Regions from separate parts of the Mus musculus genome. Here region 2 is linked to region 1. Evidence: chromatin loops called from intact Hi-C (ENCODE). Cell type or tissue: left cerebral cortex. All regions are shown on one strand. Links, peaks and the distances in the headings refer to the core of each region. The heading gives the core; the rest is flanking DNA.

Evidence for each region. Peaks named below come from ENCODE experiments on the same cell type or tissue, not always from the same donor. Only the 100,000 strongest peaks of a DNase experiment are listed, where the experiment ranks them.
Region 2: it touches region 1 in a loop (4-fold over the local background); 7 of 42 quality-filtered maps call a loop at or near these places.

The regions. Positions count from the first base shown.
Region 1 is chr10:92,650,568-92,658,030 of GRCm38, reverse strand. Gm31822 (a long non-coding RNA gene) reads right to left here. Exons shown (of 3, transcript XR_380678.2): 2 at 6,885-7,463; 3 at 3,177-3,370. Among named protein-coding and RNA genes, the nearest start is that of Gm31822, 10 kb to the right of the region's middle. In left cerebral cortex, for the core only: a CTCF peak has its summit at 5,441 (motif pointing right); DNase peaks (open chromatin) are centred at 3,347, 5,188 and 5,423.
Region 2 is chr10:93,011,118-93,018,580 of GRCm38, reverse strand. It overlaps Cfap54 (cilia and flagella associated protein 54), which reads left to right. Exons shown (of 68, transcript NM_001347060.2): 20 at 1,970-2,146; 21 at 7,064-7,156; 22 at 7,381-7,463. Among named protein-coding and RNA genes, the nearest start is that of Gm40739, 60 kb to the left of the region's middle. In left cerebral cortex, for the core only: a CTCF peak has its summit at 3,938 (motif pointing right); DNase peaks (open chromatin) are centred at 3,963 and 5,701.

The DNA of each region.
Region 1 (7,463 bases), core at 772-5,771:
TTTAGGAGCTCCTTCTGATGATGACCATTTCTACAGCCCAGCATCTTTTTTCTTATGAAAACATAAACAAAGCTATGTTGATGCAGATAGTTCTAATCTTTAACATGTTGGTAGAGTAAGTGGGCTTTCAGTGGAGGGTGGGTTGCTCACTGGTATCTAACTCAGATAGACACTCCTGTTAGGAAGAAAAATGGATCCTTGAAATGCTCATATTCTAATCCCTTACACTAGGAATTTATCTTACTGGCAAAAGGGCCATTGGTAGAACTTAGTGGGGGAAAAAAAGTGCCCTAGGATGTCAAGATGGGGCCCAGTACAATCACAAATAGCATTTTTAAAGAGAGAGGTGTAAAGTCAGAGAAACAGCCCTGATAGTGCCTGTAGAGGTTGAGCTCCACGAATCCATGAGCCAAGGGATGCAGGTTTTCTTTAGCTGTTTGAAAGGGCAAGAAAAAAAAATGGATCTGCTTTCAAGTTCATGGAAATTGCATGGCCCCATTGAAACCTTGTTGGTGCCCAGGCGAACTGATGTAAAACTCTGCCCCCTAGAACTGTAGAACAGCCTGTCTGTTGCTTTCAGCCTTGAGCAACTCAGCAGTCTGTGACAGCAACAGATCTTATTCCTTTCTATGCCAACAGGCCCTCTTAGGACCATCTGACCTGATTTTTCCTTTGACCAGCAGAAGAGAATGGAGCCATTGGTGCTTCTGACTGTCTATCTCTGGCCCTCTTCATACCATTGCATGTTGGTCTGTTTTGGCAAACACCTTAGGCCGAGCACCCGAAGCGTGGTACCTTAGCAGAATCAGCGGCTCCAATTGCCTGACTGGACCACCTCATGAGGCCGCAAGCTCCCAGGCTCTGGGTAGGAGTTTATGAGTAGGACTCTTGAACACAGGACTCTTGTGACACAGTCCTGTCAGAGGTTTAAACTGTCCACTGGGTGAAAGCACTGTCTTACTAATTTGACAGTATATGCTTAAGTCCAGATGCTGTGCTTCATGGGCATCTGTAAGCCCCATGGATCCCCACATTGTGCTAGGTATGTTGTCTATACCACGAGAAACAGCTTGTCTAAGCTGACTGTAGGTTTCCTGATCCCTTTCCTCTTGTCATTTGCATAGTGCATTGATTGTGGTGTGAACACATGTGTGTGCACCTGTGTATGCATGTGGGCATGAGTGTGTGTGTGCATGTGTGTGTATGTATCTCTGTGTGTGTGTGTGTGTGTATGTGTGTGTGTAAGCTAGAAATTGTCATCAGAAGTCTCCCTCAGTGACACTCCACTTTACTTTTTGAAACACAGTTTCTTAATAGAACTCCGAGATTGTCAATTCTGGTAGGCTGGCTTGCCAGTAAGTCCTAGGAAGTCTCTTCTGTTTCTAGCTGGGTAGCATTGGGATTACAGGCGTGTACCACTGCGCCCAGATTTTTAACATGATCAAACTTAGCTCTTGGATGGCCAGCACTTTACATGTTGGGCCATCTCTCTAGCCTAACTGGGGTGCTCCATTTTATCTCCCAGTATTATAAAGATCTTGGAGAAAATCTTGTTATTTTAATTGCAGAAAGGATGGAAAATGGATATTCAGAAACTAGGTCCTGATGAGCAGTCCAAGGTAAGGGGTCAGAGCTGTTTTCTGGCCACAGGTATGTTCTCCTGACCTCTCCGTTTTAATTGCTGTCTCAGTGCCACATCAAAGGCTCCACGGGGTGATGACAGTGGCCTTCTGTACCCCGGGCACTCGGTAATGGCTTTAATTCTCTGAATCCCTATGATGACTTAAATTCCCATTTGCACAGAGGTGAATAGGGGCAACAGGGCCATTTTAAAGTCTAAAGAGCTGATAGGGAGAGAGAGGTTCTCCCAGTCATGGATCCATGTGGCCTTTCAACATGAGTTTGTAAGCTAGAAACCTCATGTCCGCAGCGAGTATATTATGTGAGCTTTAAATGTTCTTGTTATTTTCTTTACAAGTAAATTCTACAGAAATCTAAGGTGACTTGCAAGACTCCCTCTCCCTTGTATGTTCTGTTGCTATGGGATGGACATCTTAATTTCCCAAAGTGTAAATGATCAAGCTCTAATCCTCAGTGGTACTGTGTTAAGGGTGGATGGTGGTCTTTCCTGCTGCCTTGTGAGAATGAGGGATGGGAATGAGGGTGTGACTCTGCCAACCTAGGAGAGGTCATCAGCGGGACCTGCGTCACTTGTCACCTTAATCGTTGGCTTTCCAGCCTCTGGAACTGGAAGAAATATTTGTGAAATCACCCAGTGTACAGCATTTTGTTACAGCAACTCAGACTATAATCCCTTTCCCTGTGAATATGATAAGCTATTGTGCCCATGGCTTTGTTCCTCATTAGAGACTGAGAACTGACCAGCAAGACTATTATGTAATCAGAAGAGTTTTAGACAAGTTTGGAAGAATGAGAGGACCAATAGAAAGGGGCCTTATTGTGAAGTATAGTAAACCAGAGAGTGGCCTCCAGGAGCTGTGTGTGATCCTTGACCAACAGATAGCAAAACAGCAGGACTTCTGTCTTGTGCCCACAGGAAGGGAATTCTGCTCATGGCCAGAGGGAGCTTGGAAGAGCATCTCTTCACAGTAGAGCCTCCAGAGAAGGATGCCTGTCGTGCATCTCAAGAGGAGTTCAGGGTTCTGTGCCTACAGCATGCACACCATGAGATAATAAATATGAACAGATTTAGCTACAAAATTGGTGATGATTTATTCTGTAACAATGGAAGTCCAATGAATCTTTCTAAAATGCATTTTAAAAAAAGTCTTGTTTGTAGTAGGTAGAAAAATGATAGAGACCCCATCTTTATTTTGAGGAGCTGAACACTGCAAAAATTTAGCTAGTCAAGAGGAACATTTCCATTTGCCCAAGAGCTGCCGTTTGCAAAGCAGTAGTGTAAATGACCATCTCAGATCAGATTTTTGATGGAGAACTCTGACGAAAAGGTTTTTTTTTTTAATTGCCTCTGAAAACACTGCCTCAAATGGGGTGACAGTGGCTAACTCCAGGATGCCTACAGAAGGTGTTAGTGGGAAGGTTAGTCATGGGGGAAAGGTGACCCCTGAGCAGATCCACACCTTCTGGCTAAAAGAAGCTCCCTTTTTCTTGGGATTGGTCAGTCTCTCAAATATATGATGTCCTTTCCTGAAGGAAGGCTACCTTCCAGATAACCAGGAGTTTCTGTGAAGGTAGCCACAGGCTGGTGATCGGTCCCAGGGTTGTTTGTCTCACTGGGGCACAGAGCCTTCCCCCTCCTCCTCTCTTCCATCCTCTAAGGAGCTTCAGTCGCATCCTTTGTTCATCAAACAAGGTTTTTGCCTGGCTCTGGGACTTGGCAATCTCTCATCTGCAAGAAGAAGACAGAACAGATGGGGATGCTAACCTTTAATTTTAAGCAGCAGCAATGTTTCCCAAAGGCACTGTATGTGCTAGAAGCTGGGCTAGGAAGTCTTACAGATGAAAGGCCTAGGTCATCCTTTCAGTTAAGTCTTCTGGAGCTGAGGTCCTAGAGGGCAGCTTTGAGTAGAGTTCTTCCAGTGCCTCCATAGAGCCTGGAATATATAGGCTTGTTTGCTGAATGAAGAATGAATGAATGAATGAATGAATGAACGAGCTGATGAGCCTATGATCATGACTGGTAGCTCTGGCTTTGATATTAGTGTCATCAGTTTCCATAACGAGAAGCCCAAGGCTCACAGCAGGTAACTAGTATCCCATGGCTGCATCCTAGATCTTATTACCCATCCAAGATCACACAGCTGTGTCCTTGGTTCTGTCCTACCTAGGGGACTGGTCATTCTGAAATGGTTGGGTCCAAGATCCAGGCAGTGTGTGATGGTGGGCAGTGAGGCTCTCTGCCAGTGCCCTCTGAGGTGCTGGAACACAGGTGCAGCAGTCTCAGAAGACTCATGAGTAGGCTTCTGATGAAGACAGATGAAGTGATCTGGGCAAGGAAGGGCAGCCTGACATAGCTTGTTACGTCCCTGTCCTGACCACCGATGTTCCTTAAATGCTTGGTTTCATATTTGGGGAAGTTGAGCATGTCCTCTTGGTGGGAACAGGAGGTCACCTGTAATGTCCATGGGCTCAAAGTAGTCTTCTTTGAAATGTCTTTGCTTCTGGGCCTCTTTAAGGAGCCCAGGATAGAGGCACTTTGAGAGAAAGGTGCAAAGGGCTAGTGACCTTGAATTAAGAATCCATACTTCAGGCTACCTCCCTAAGCTGGAACTAGAGCCTGGTAGTAGGACGCTGGTAACTCTGCTATTTATTCAGTGGAGTTTGTTTCCTGGAGGAGGAAGAGGAGGAAGAGGAGGAGGAGGAGGAGGAGGAGGAGGAGGAGGAGGAGGAGGAGGAGGAGGAGGAGGAGGAGATGCCTTTGGGCCAACCTTGGGAATCAGAATCAAGATGCAGGTGCAGCCAGAAGAACACTGCCTCCTTCCCTCACAACCTCCTCCTACTCAGTCCCACCTGCAGACACAGCTGCAAGAGCCACATCCCACTGGTATTTGGGCTTGCTCCCCTCCGCTCCGACTGATAGTAATTACACTCCCTCTCCGCACACTGGCATTACTCAATTCTTTTCCTTTCTCTGCTTCATTTCAAGATGCCACAAACAGCATTCACTCACATCCCAGCAAGCACAATTAAGATGTCATCCCTCTCTCTGTGCTTTGTTCTTTTCTAGCATCAAGTGAGGACAATTCTGGGGGATTGTTTCTTTCGATCCTCCTCCCACAATTATCTCCTTCAGTTTTCCCTCTCCTGTCTTATTGAAATTCTAAATACATAAAGCTAACTTTATTAATTTCTATCTCAAAAACTCCAACAAAGGTGTACTTATTTTCTCATATGCTTCCCACTGGAATAACGTAGTCTACTGGTGGAGACATGTACCTGCTGTTACTTGAAAAGCAAATATGTATAGACAAACTGAAGATAAGAGGTAGGGATTCTTCTGAAAAGACAATGCAGATTCATTTGCTGGCCTGGCTGGTCAAGCTCTCTCTAGAAATGCCAGGAGGTGGGATGGGAAGTGGGAAGCTGGGTGAGAAGCAGGAAGTGGGGTAGAGAGCAGGAAGCTACTGGGCAGCTTCTCCCTGTAGTCCAGCAGGGCAGGCTGGGAGGCACTGGATTTGGGAGCACGGCTCTTTCTCTTTATAACATCCAGCCAAGTCCCTGATGACTGTCTTTCAGATCTGAACATTCCTCCCCAGAATGTTGGGCACCCATGTGAACAGGTCTAAATTGAAATTCTAAATGAGTACTCACTGAAAGTTGGTTTAATACAAAGAAAGGACCACAAATGAAACCTTCTAAGCCTTCTGTACGTTTCCAATACATGTCCAGTTCTTTGGAAAAGTCATTGTTACTGGTTGAAGACAGATTTATTTAATTCCCAAATGCCACCTCCAGAGGGCACAGCTGTCTCAAAAAAAAAATTTTTTTTTTCTTTTTTAACTTCCTTCAGTTTTCTTTAGGCTTGAATAAAGGGGCTCTGCAATCTCTGATTATGATTCCTGGGATCCGAAAATGAAGCATTTAATACAATACATTTTAACATTCATTTACATTTTATGGTAGCCCATTGTCTTTTTTTTATAGGTATTTAATATGCGTACTGTATTTATGTTTTAGCGGAAAAAAAAAACCCCACCATGAAACTGGTGTTTTAAATTTGCCCCTAGCTTAAAACTCCAATAATTTTCACAAGTGACTCTAAACATAGTCCACTAACAAGTTTTTACTATTAAAATGTATTTATAAGGTTACTTGTTTGACATTGTATTTCCAAGAGAGCATTTAAAGTGGGTCTCCTAAAGTAAAATATAGAATCGCGTCCAGATCCTGGTGTGGCTTTAAAGCTTTATGTGTTTTCTAGGGTGCAACGCTGTGTCCAGAATAAAGGCACTGGAAGCTTTTCATTCTTGAAGCAGCACAGACCATTTGGGGGGCTTTACTTTGCAACATCAAAATTTATGGTGACTAGTTATTTTAAAATGCTTCTTATTTATCTGCAGAGGAGGAGAAGTTGACAAGAATCTGCTCTGAAAAGAATGACGTTATTTTGTTTTAGAACATACATCGAACAATTCATCTCTCCCCTTTTGTCTCCTATATCTCTGCTGTGTTTAGTGTGTTTAGTGTGAAATTGAATCATGTTGGGCTAAATTCTAAGAACAGGCAGGCAATTTACATAGAATTTCCCCTGTGTTTTCTTTAAGCTTTTACTGGCTGTTCACTGGAAGTGTGGGGAAAGTCTTTTTTCTTTTCTTGGTCTCCTCCCACCCCCCACCTGCAGGTAACATTACGCACACAGAAAGTCACCAGAAGATGAAAAAGAGATGGGAGTATTTAAAACGCAACATCTAGCTACATATGTAAAAGTCTTTAAGGTTTTAGAATGCTATTTCTTTGTTGGAATGAAAAATGTTTGTGGTTGCTAACAGGGTAGGTGATGGTCAACTTTCAGGTTTGTGTTTTGTAAAAGGGCAAAGGGAGCAGTTGTCAGAACAGGGTTCTCTGTAGGGGGTCCTGCTCAGGATCTGGTGTTGGCTGAACACTTGGTACAAGAGGAGGAAATATCCCTGACATCAGGGCAAGCCGCTAAGCCGCTTGGCACTGATATGTATGGAACAGTTAGAAAATCAGTGCATTTCTCTCTCTTCTATTGGGCTTCAGTAAATTAAATGTTAGTCTACTGATATATTCTTTGGCCTTGTATCCTTTGGTCTTGCCTGCCTGTAGAGACAATAGAAGACCGTGGATGGCAAAGAGGATGTATGAAATATCTTCTCTTCGTTCCATCACAATCACTCCTGTTAAAACAAAAGAGCTTTCCACAAATAGCTCAAGAGAGTTACCTTTGGAGTTGTTGATAAGGTAGAGGGGAATCGGAGAGGCCACTGTGCAGTCCAAACGCATTCTGGAGTGCTTTTGTGTAGGCCAATGTGTGGGCACCTTTCCGGCAAGGAAGAGGTAGTTTGCAAGGAATTGATTACAAGCATTTTGGATTGTTTTTTTGCATGATCATTCTTCTGAATTCAGAGTATAAGCTGGAGGAGGTACGGTAGAGAAGGACAGAGTTAGATCAAGTATCTAAAATGGGAAGGATTGGGAACCAAGACCTTTGAAAGAGCAGGAATGACTAGACTAAAGTTCTGCTCTCTTCTCTTTTCTTACCCCATTTCATCTACACAACAGAACTTCCAGCATTCACCAGTAGATGTTAAGCATTGCAAGGGATCCAACACCATGCAAACTGAGCAACACAGTCAGCCACCAGAAGCAACCACCTCCCATAGAGGATCTGCTACATGAGCTAATGGGGTGTGTCTGTGTGGTGCCTCCAGACTATGGAAGGAGATTTTATTAGGTGGTGATCTCTGAAGTTGCCTGCCAATGAAAATGCTGCCTAAATCCATTTTGAGCTCTAACGACAC
Region 2 (7,463 bases), core at 817-5,816, 360 kb before region 1:
ATTTCTAACAGGCATTAGAGTTTGCCTTGAGTTCTGTTATGGAATTTATTTAACCCAAATCTAGGCCTTAGGTTTTTGCACGTTTCTTTCACTACTTTTTGATACAAACGTTGACATTCCTGTTAACATGGTTTAAATTGGGCCACATAATCTGAGCCAGAAATCTCCTCTTAAAGTTGGCCAAGACCCAGTCAGAGTGCTTTGAACGCATCCGTTTAAAGTGCATTGTAGTAAACGCGCTTCTTCGCCATCACAGCCCTGTGTGACTTTCATTTAGAATACAACGACTGAATCCAAAGACATAAACCAAGTATTGTTCCCATCACCAGGGCATTCAGAACAAGGGATGGCCATCTGGGTCTGCAGATAACATACGACACGATACCCACTGAAATGAGATTAGCGAAGACGAGTAGGAAGGGGTGCTCAGAACCCAGGGCTGTCAGAGATGTCAGTGGAGATGATGCTCCAGGAGGTCTGGAACCAGCTGACAAGATGTGATGCTTCTGGGAAGGGAGGAATGCACAGAAGTGAATGGTCTTAGAGGTTTAGGGTAAATAGAGGGGTAGGTATAGTATCTACAGAAGATTCAGACAGAAGACATGTTCACAGCCATTACAAAAATTCCTGCAGAGAAGTTTGCCCTTCAATAGGTCTTAGAGGATGTTTTCAGAGTCAGGAACAGAAGTTGATAAAAACATCACTCCATGTCCAGGCATTTATTTAGCGGGCTTGAAATCCAGTGAGCTCCAGATGTGATTCTTTCAAACCCTACATGCCCCCTGTGAGAGAAACAACACAAGCTTACTGGAGCAGAATGGGAATGCCTGGGATTTGGTAAACAGGCATTGGTCGCAGGAGATTCTCTTTCGCATTTGTCAACAGGGCAGAGCTTCTAAAAGCAAGGGAATGGTAGCCCTCCATCTCCTTTTGGGCTCCCCTGGAAACTTCCTTAGTGGTTCATTGTGAGCACCAAGAGTGCTATGCTAATACTCGGTCTATTAACTGAACTTACTATTTTAAGGATGCTAACGATTTTTTCCTAGTTTATTGGGTTTCTGAAAATTAGTCGTGGATATTTAAGATGCTCAAATACCTTTAAAAATAGTTATGACTTTTATTTTAAGTGTATGAGTGTTTTCCTGGATGTAAATATGAGCACCCAGTGTATGCTTGGTACACACAGTGGCCAGAGAGGCCATTGGATCCCCTGGAGCTGGGATTACAAGAGGTTGTGAACCAATACATGGGGGTTGGGAAGAAATGTGGGTCCTCTGGAAGAATGAACTGCCAAACCCCTCTCTCTACCCTGTTTAAATATCTTATAAAAATAAAGACATATGTCTGTTCTGCCTATGATTATCGAGACTAAAATATTACTATTATTATTTTAACTAGTGTTATTAGTATTGCGAGGAAGTTACACATCTCTGCTGATGCAGCTCATCTGACTTTAAATATGGTTTAGCACTGATAGTTTGGTATTGTCTCTGTATCAGAATCACAGAATTGACATCTTGATGATATAAACTCCCAAGGACACTCCTTTGATGAACCACATGTATCAATAGTCTTTATTTCTTGAGAGTCACATTGCAAGTTGTACTAAGAATAGGATTGTGGCTTATCAGTGCAAATGCAGGTATCTGTGTTATGAATTTTCAAAGCACAATAAAGTCTGATGGTAGATATTTTGTGGATTTAAAGACAAAATGCCCCCCATTAATAATATATGGCCATTGCATTTAGACATACGCGTCTGTTTCCATCGAAGACGTTCATTTAGTAGTCTTTTTTTTAATAGTCCTACAAACACCAGCCCATGATCCATAGTGACATGTGTATGTATGCCTCTGGGATTCAAGAAACGGTATATAGAAAGAGAGCGTTTACCACAAGAGAATTCTGCAAATATAGAAAAGGCTCAAGCTCCTGAAATGTATTTTTCTATTTTCACACTTCGTTACAGGAAGCGAATGCCTTAATTGAGAAGGTCGAAGCAGAACAAAATGCCCTATATTCCTATCAGAAGTTCTTGGGGAGCTCAAAAATAAAGAAGAGCAGAATTCCTCCCCCACCCATCCTGCTGGCCCGGACTCACTGCTCTGTGACCCTGAAGCCCGCGCCGTTCATCTCAGAGGTTAAGGTACCGTGCCCTCCCAGGTGCTGCCCCCACGCCACACGACCTAAGCGCTCCCGTGACTATAGTAACCCTTACCACTGTCGCTCTCAGGACCCAAATAATCTTACTTATAAGCACCAAACACCAGATATTTAGTATTTTCATGTCTTATCTATACTTAATTTATTCATGATATTCTCCCTTTATGAATTGTCTTCTAAAGCTATGTCAAACACACGGGAAGAGAAAAAACAGTTCCCTCTGTGTGCCTTTGTCACAGTGAAACTGTGCTCAAGGTAGAGAGCTGAAGCAGAATCAGACACTGGAGGAGGCTGTCTCCTCCGAGAGCCAGCGTTGGGGACAAAGCAGCAGGACACAGAATTTGAAGGTTGCAGGTCTAGAGATTCTGTGTATATTCTCCCCAGGTCATTGTGGAAACAAGAGACAATGGAGATGTCTCTTCAACTGCAAATCTTTCAGCATTTATTAGAACGAGCCTCATCTCCCATCCCCAAGTCCCGGACTCGGCCTAAATGGGAATACCTCTTGGGATTTCATTTCCTAACAAGAAATCAGCTCCAGCTAGTTTATATTTTAAATATCGCTCTTTTAGGCCCCCTTTGATGTTGGGCCACAATTCATTCCTATCTTTGATTATCTTTAGGGCATTTTGCACACAGAGACTTTGAAGTCAAGCCTATATAAGTTTACAATTCTAGCTCTGCTGCTAACCCACAGAACAACTTTACAAAGGCCAAATACAGTTTCAAGCTTCTCGTTTGTGAAGCATGTTTTTTTTTTTTTGTGAAAAGAAGCCAAGTGAGGGAGTGCTGGAGATGTGTGCAGTTAGTCGAGAGTTTGTCCAGCACCGATGAAGTCCCTGCTTTGTCCCTTCAGCCGCACAGACTAGGTGTGGTACCACAGGCCTTTAATCTCAGCGCTTTGGAGGTGGAGGCCGAAAGATCAGTTCCTGGTCATCGCAGGCCCCACAGCAAGCTCGCAGCCAGCTCGAGACATTTAAGAAGAGAGAGACTGAACTAATATATAACATTATTAACATTAGCCAACGACTTTCATTTACTTTTATTAAGCACATGAAGTAGAATTTATCAAAACAATTACTGGAGTTATATAGTCTGGATTGCATTATTTTGTGATTTTTTTTTGTTAATTCAATACAATGAGCTTTTCTTTTCTTTTGAATGTCTGTCTGCTGTCAAGTTCTGTGTGAGTTAACAGGCACCAAGTTAAACACGGGTGCGATGTGACTCATTCTTGAGAGTGATTTTTAGATGGATGGAATGGACTTTAGCTCAATGGGCGTGATCTTGTAGATGGACGTGGTGGACTTTAGGCGGATGGGCGTGCACCTTCGATGGATGGTTGTGGACTCCCTTGAGAACAGTTTTTGTCACTTCTTTGTTATTCTGTCTTTTGAAATTGGAGGAGAAATAGCATTTATCTCACATACGACTGCTGCTGTGAGGATGTTTTAGGACTAGGAGTTCAATTTTGGAGATTTTGGAAACCTGTGCTAAGAGTAAGGCTTCGCTGGTTTTAGAAAATTAGTACAGAACGAGGGTTATGCTATTTAGTGTTTGTTTTCAAATATTTTGGTTTAGCCCAAACCATTATTTGTTTTCAGTATTACTATTTAGTGACAGTTTTATCGTATGTTGCATGAACATAGGAAGACATTAGCTCCTTATATTTGACTTGTAGCTCTCGTGCTTTTTAAAGGCACATATATAATAACATTTATGTAAATTAGTTATTTGGAGAATTGGTTCAGGAAAGTTTGCCCGCTGCTTCCTCTCTATGACCACTAGGTGGTGCTGTGGGCTCATGTAAATTTTCTGGCTTGCTGGTTTGGCCATCTTTTGTCTCTGTGAAGCCTCCTCCTAAGCCATTACTTCATTAAAATCTGTTTCTATAGTTGCAAATGCTAATGTTACTTACATTGTCTATAAAATCTTATTTCCAAAGTTAGTGATTTGTTCACACCGTCTCTATTCTTATGTAGATTCTAATTACACATTGCTTCTTTGTGTTACACAGACTGGGAGCAAAATAAAAATATAAAATCTGCTTGTAATAATGCTTTTAGAGAGAATTTGCTCTTGGTTTTGTGTGGTATAATTTAGAGCAATAACAATCTGTCATGCAACACAGTCTTTCTGCACCCCGCCGGCTCCACTTCCCCCCCCCCCCCACGGAAAGTGTACTCTTTCTGTGTGGGTAAGCAAGGGATGCTAAGTCCGTTATTTCTGAGTTTGTGTTTCCTTTTCTTTCATCTGACCTTTACCTTTGTCCTCCAGCCTCCAGCCCCTCAGCTCTCTTCTTTCTCTCTCCTCCTTCCTGCTCATGATGGCTGGCACTCTTAATTAGTCACATGTATCATAATCACCTGAGAGCCCTTCTCTGGAAGCACAAAGGATTAGACAGGTATACCAGAAAAACCTCACTTGTTGAAGCTAGGCAGCCTTGGGTAGCTTGGCTAGTGGTCATTTTAGAGAGCATTCTATTCTGTACAAACTACTCTTTTAAAAAGCAACCTAGAAGCTGGGCAGCGACTGCCAACAACTTTAATCCCAGCACTCTAGAAGCAGAGGCAGGCGGATCTCTAATGAGTTTGGGACCAACCTGGTCTACAGAGTGAGTTCTAGGACAGCAAGGGCTACATAGAGACACACTGTCTCAAACAAACAAACAAACAAACAAACAAACAAACAAACAAACAAACTAATTAACAAACAAACAGCCTGGAGTGGAATCGGGTTGAGAGCCACTCATGGAGATAAGATGCCAGTTCTTGCTTGAGTCAGTGAGTTTTCTTCAGGTTTTCTTGCACACAAAGGTTGTACGAGTCTCAGTGCCTCACCTCTCTCCCAGCCCCTGTTGATTTCCTCATGTGTTTATGTCACATGAACGTCTTTTAGACGCGATCCCTTTTCTCATCTTGTCCCCTCAAGATGAAGCTGTCTTTGGCATTAATGTCTGGGTCTGTTTGCTCTGAGTTAAAATGCTCTGGTCTTTCTGCATCTCAGTTCCTCAAGACAGTAGCAGTTCCATCTCAAAGGAATGGAGTGAATATTAGCCGCAGGATCTTTGACAAAGATGCCTAACACATACGCTGGAGAGAATACAGCCTTTGCAAGCAAATTGTGTGGGCAGGACCAGGGGTCCATATGAAGAAAAATGAGACCAGAGTCTTAAACCTTGCTGTAAAAAATCAATTCAAAATAAGTCAAAGATCTTAATATGGCACCTGAAACTTTGAATTTTCTTTGGGGGAGGGCGCCTCAATATCTAGGCACAGGCTGTATTTGAAGAAAACTTTGTGGAAAGGACTGGGATAGCTCAGGCCAAAGAAAGATTTGACAAATGTGATTGCATGACATTACAGAACTGTGTACAGTCAAAGATGCAATCTGGTGAAGAGGCGGTTTATAGAAGGAGAGAAGTCCTGGCTAGTCATGGCACTGACAGAGGCTTAATGTTTAGATTATATAAAGGGCTTAAGTTTGGGGCTGGAGAAAGAGTGCAGTGGCTAAGAACACTTACTGCCTCTTGCAGAGGACTCTGGCTTGGTTCCCAGCACCCACACCAGGTGGCTCACAAATGCCCATGCCTCTAGAAATGGACAGACAATTCTCAAATGAGAAATTGAAAGTAGCCAATAATCATATGAAAAATGTTCACTATTCTTAGCCACTTAGGCAAGCCACCTAAAGCAGTGCTGAGATCCCGCCTCATTCCAGTCACAAGAAAACAAATAACAACAAGTGCTGGTGAGGATGCAGGCAACAGGAGCGCTTACACACTGCTGGTGGAAATAGAATTAGTTCCCGTTTCTTTGCATGGTGAAAATTAGGGTCAAAAGTCCCCAGAAACAAAAACACATTGTTACTGTATCACCAAGTTCTGGGCTTGTAGCAGGCAGACATTAAGGGATGCTTACATGCCTATGTTTTTAGCCATATTCACAATAGTTAAGTTTTGAACCTGCCTAGGTGTCCATCAACAGACAATGGGTGAAGAAAACAGAATACATCCATGATGAAGTTTCACTCAGCCATAAAAAGAATGACTCATGTTGTTCTTTAGGAAAATGGCAAAGATCATAAGAAAATGAATCAGACTCAGATAGACAACCAGTGCACGCGTCTCCCATTCTTAAATTCCAGCTTTTCTGTAGACACATTGACGTATGCATGCATGCAGGCTACGGGAGCAGAGGGGAGACTGGGCGAAGGAGTGAGAGCAGTAAGAGGGGAGGAGAAAGTGTGAGCGTGGTCACAGTGCATGGGGTACTTGTCTGAAATGTCTCTGTGGGACCCATCACTGTGTATAGCGGATATCGAGGGAAGCACATTCCAGCTTACTAATGTCAATCAGCAATAGTGATTAAAGTAGGCAATGATGTGGGCCTGGGGGTGGGCGTGGGGAAGGGCTCGGTAGGTAAAAGCGCTTGCTAAGCATACGATCTGGGTTCCAATCCCCAGAACGTATGGAAAGGCCAGGCATGAGAGTTTGTAATGCCAGAGTTCCTATGTGGAGCAGGGAGGGTGAGCTGGGAGGAGCGCTGAAGGCTCGTGGGCCAGCTAGTCTGTTGTTTTTATGTGGGGAAAACAATGGTCCTATCTCAAACAAGGTAGAAGGCAAGGACCGACAACCAAGTCTTCCTTCTGACCTACATACATCACACACACACTGGGTGTGTGTGTCTTGATTGTCTCAGGGAAGCAAGCCCCATGTTTGTCGTTACTTTGTCAAGATGTCGGAGGTGCGTATAAGCTTAGACCTTTGCAGTTTAACACACGAGTATAGTGTACCATTCTCTTTGGAAGATCGTTGATTTTGCTCCATCCAGATAGAGGAGGCCGAATGCTGTGAAACAGAGCGCAGAGCACAGGTGACAGCTGCCTCTCTCCCCTCCAGGCGTCCTGGTACTGCATCTTGGGTTGCAAAGCAGATGGAAGCTATGGGAAAGTAAGGCTGAACAACAACCACCTCCCAAACTCAGGAGAAGCGGTACGTATGTCACCCCCTCTGTCAGCAGGCCTTATCAAAGTCTTATTAACCACAACGGAGAGTGCGTTCCCCCTATGAAGTCATTACAGCCGTGGATTGACACTAATTCCAACTCGAGTCACAACTAAGCTCCCACAGCGAAGGAGAAAGGTTTATCCAATTATGTTTTAATAGTCACACTGCCTTAATTTTCTGAGTAAAAGCTGAAATGTTTCCGTTCACAGATACCAGCCGATGGCAGAAGCTTCTTTGAAATTAAAGGTTTGGAAACGAATGCACAGTACTGCTTTGCGATCGCTGCTTACTC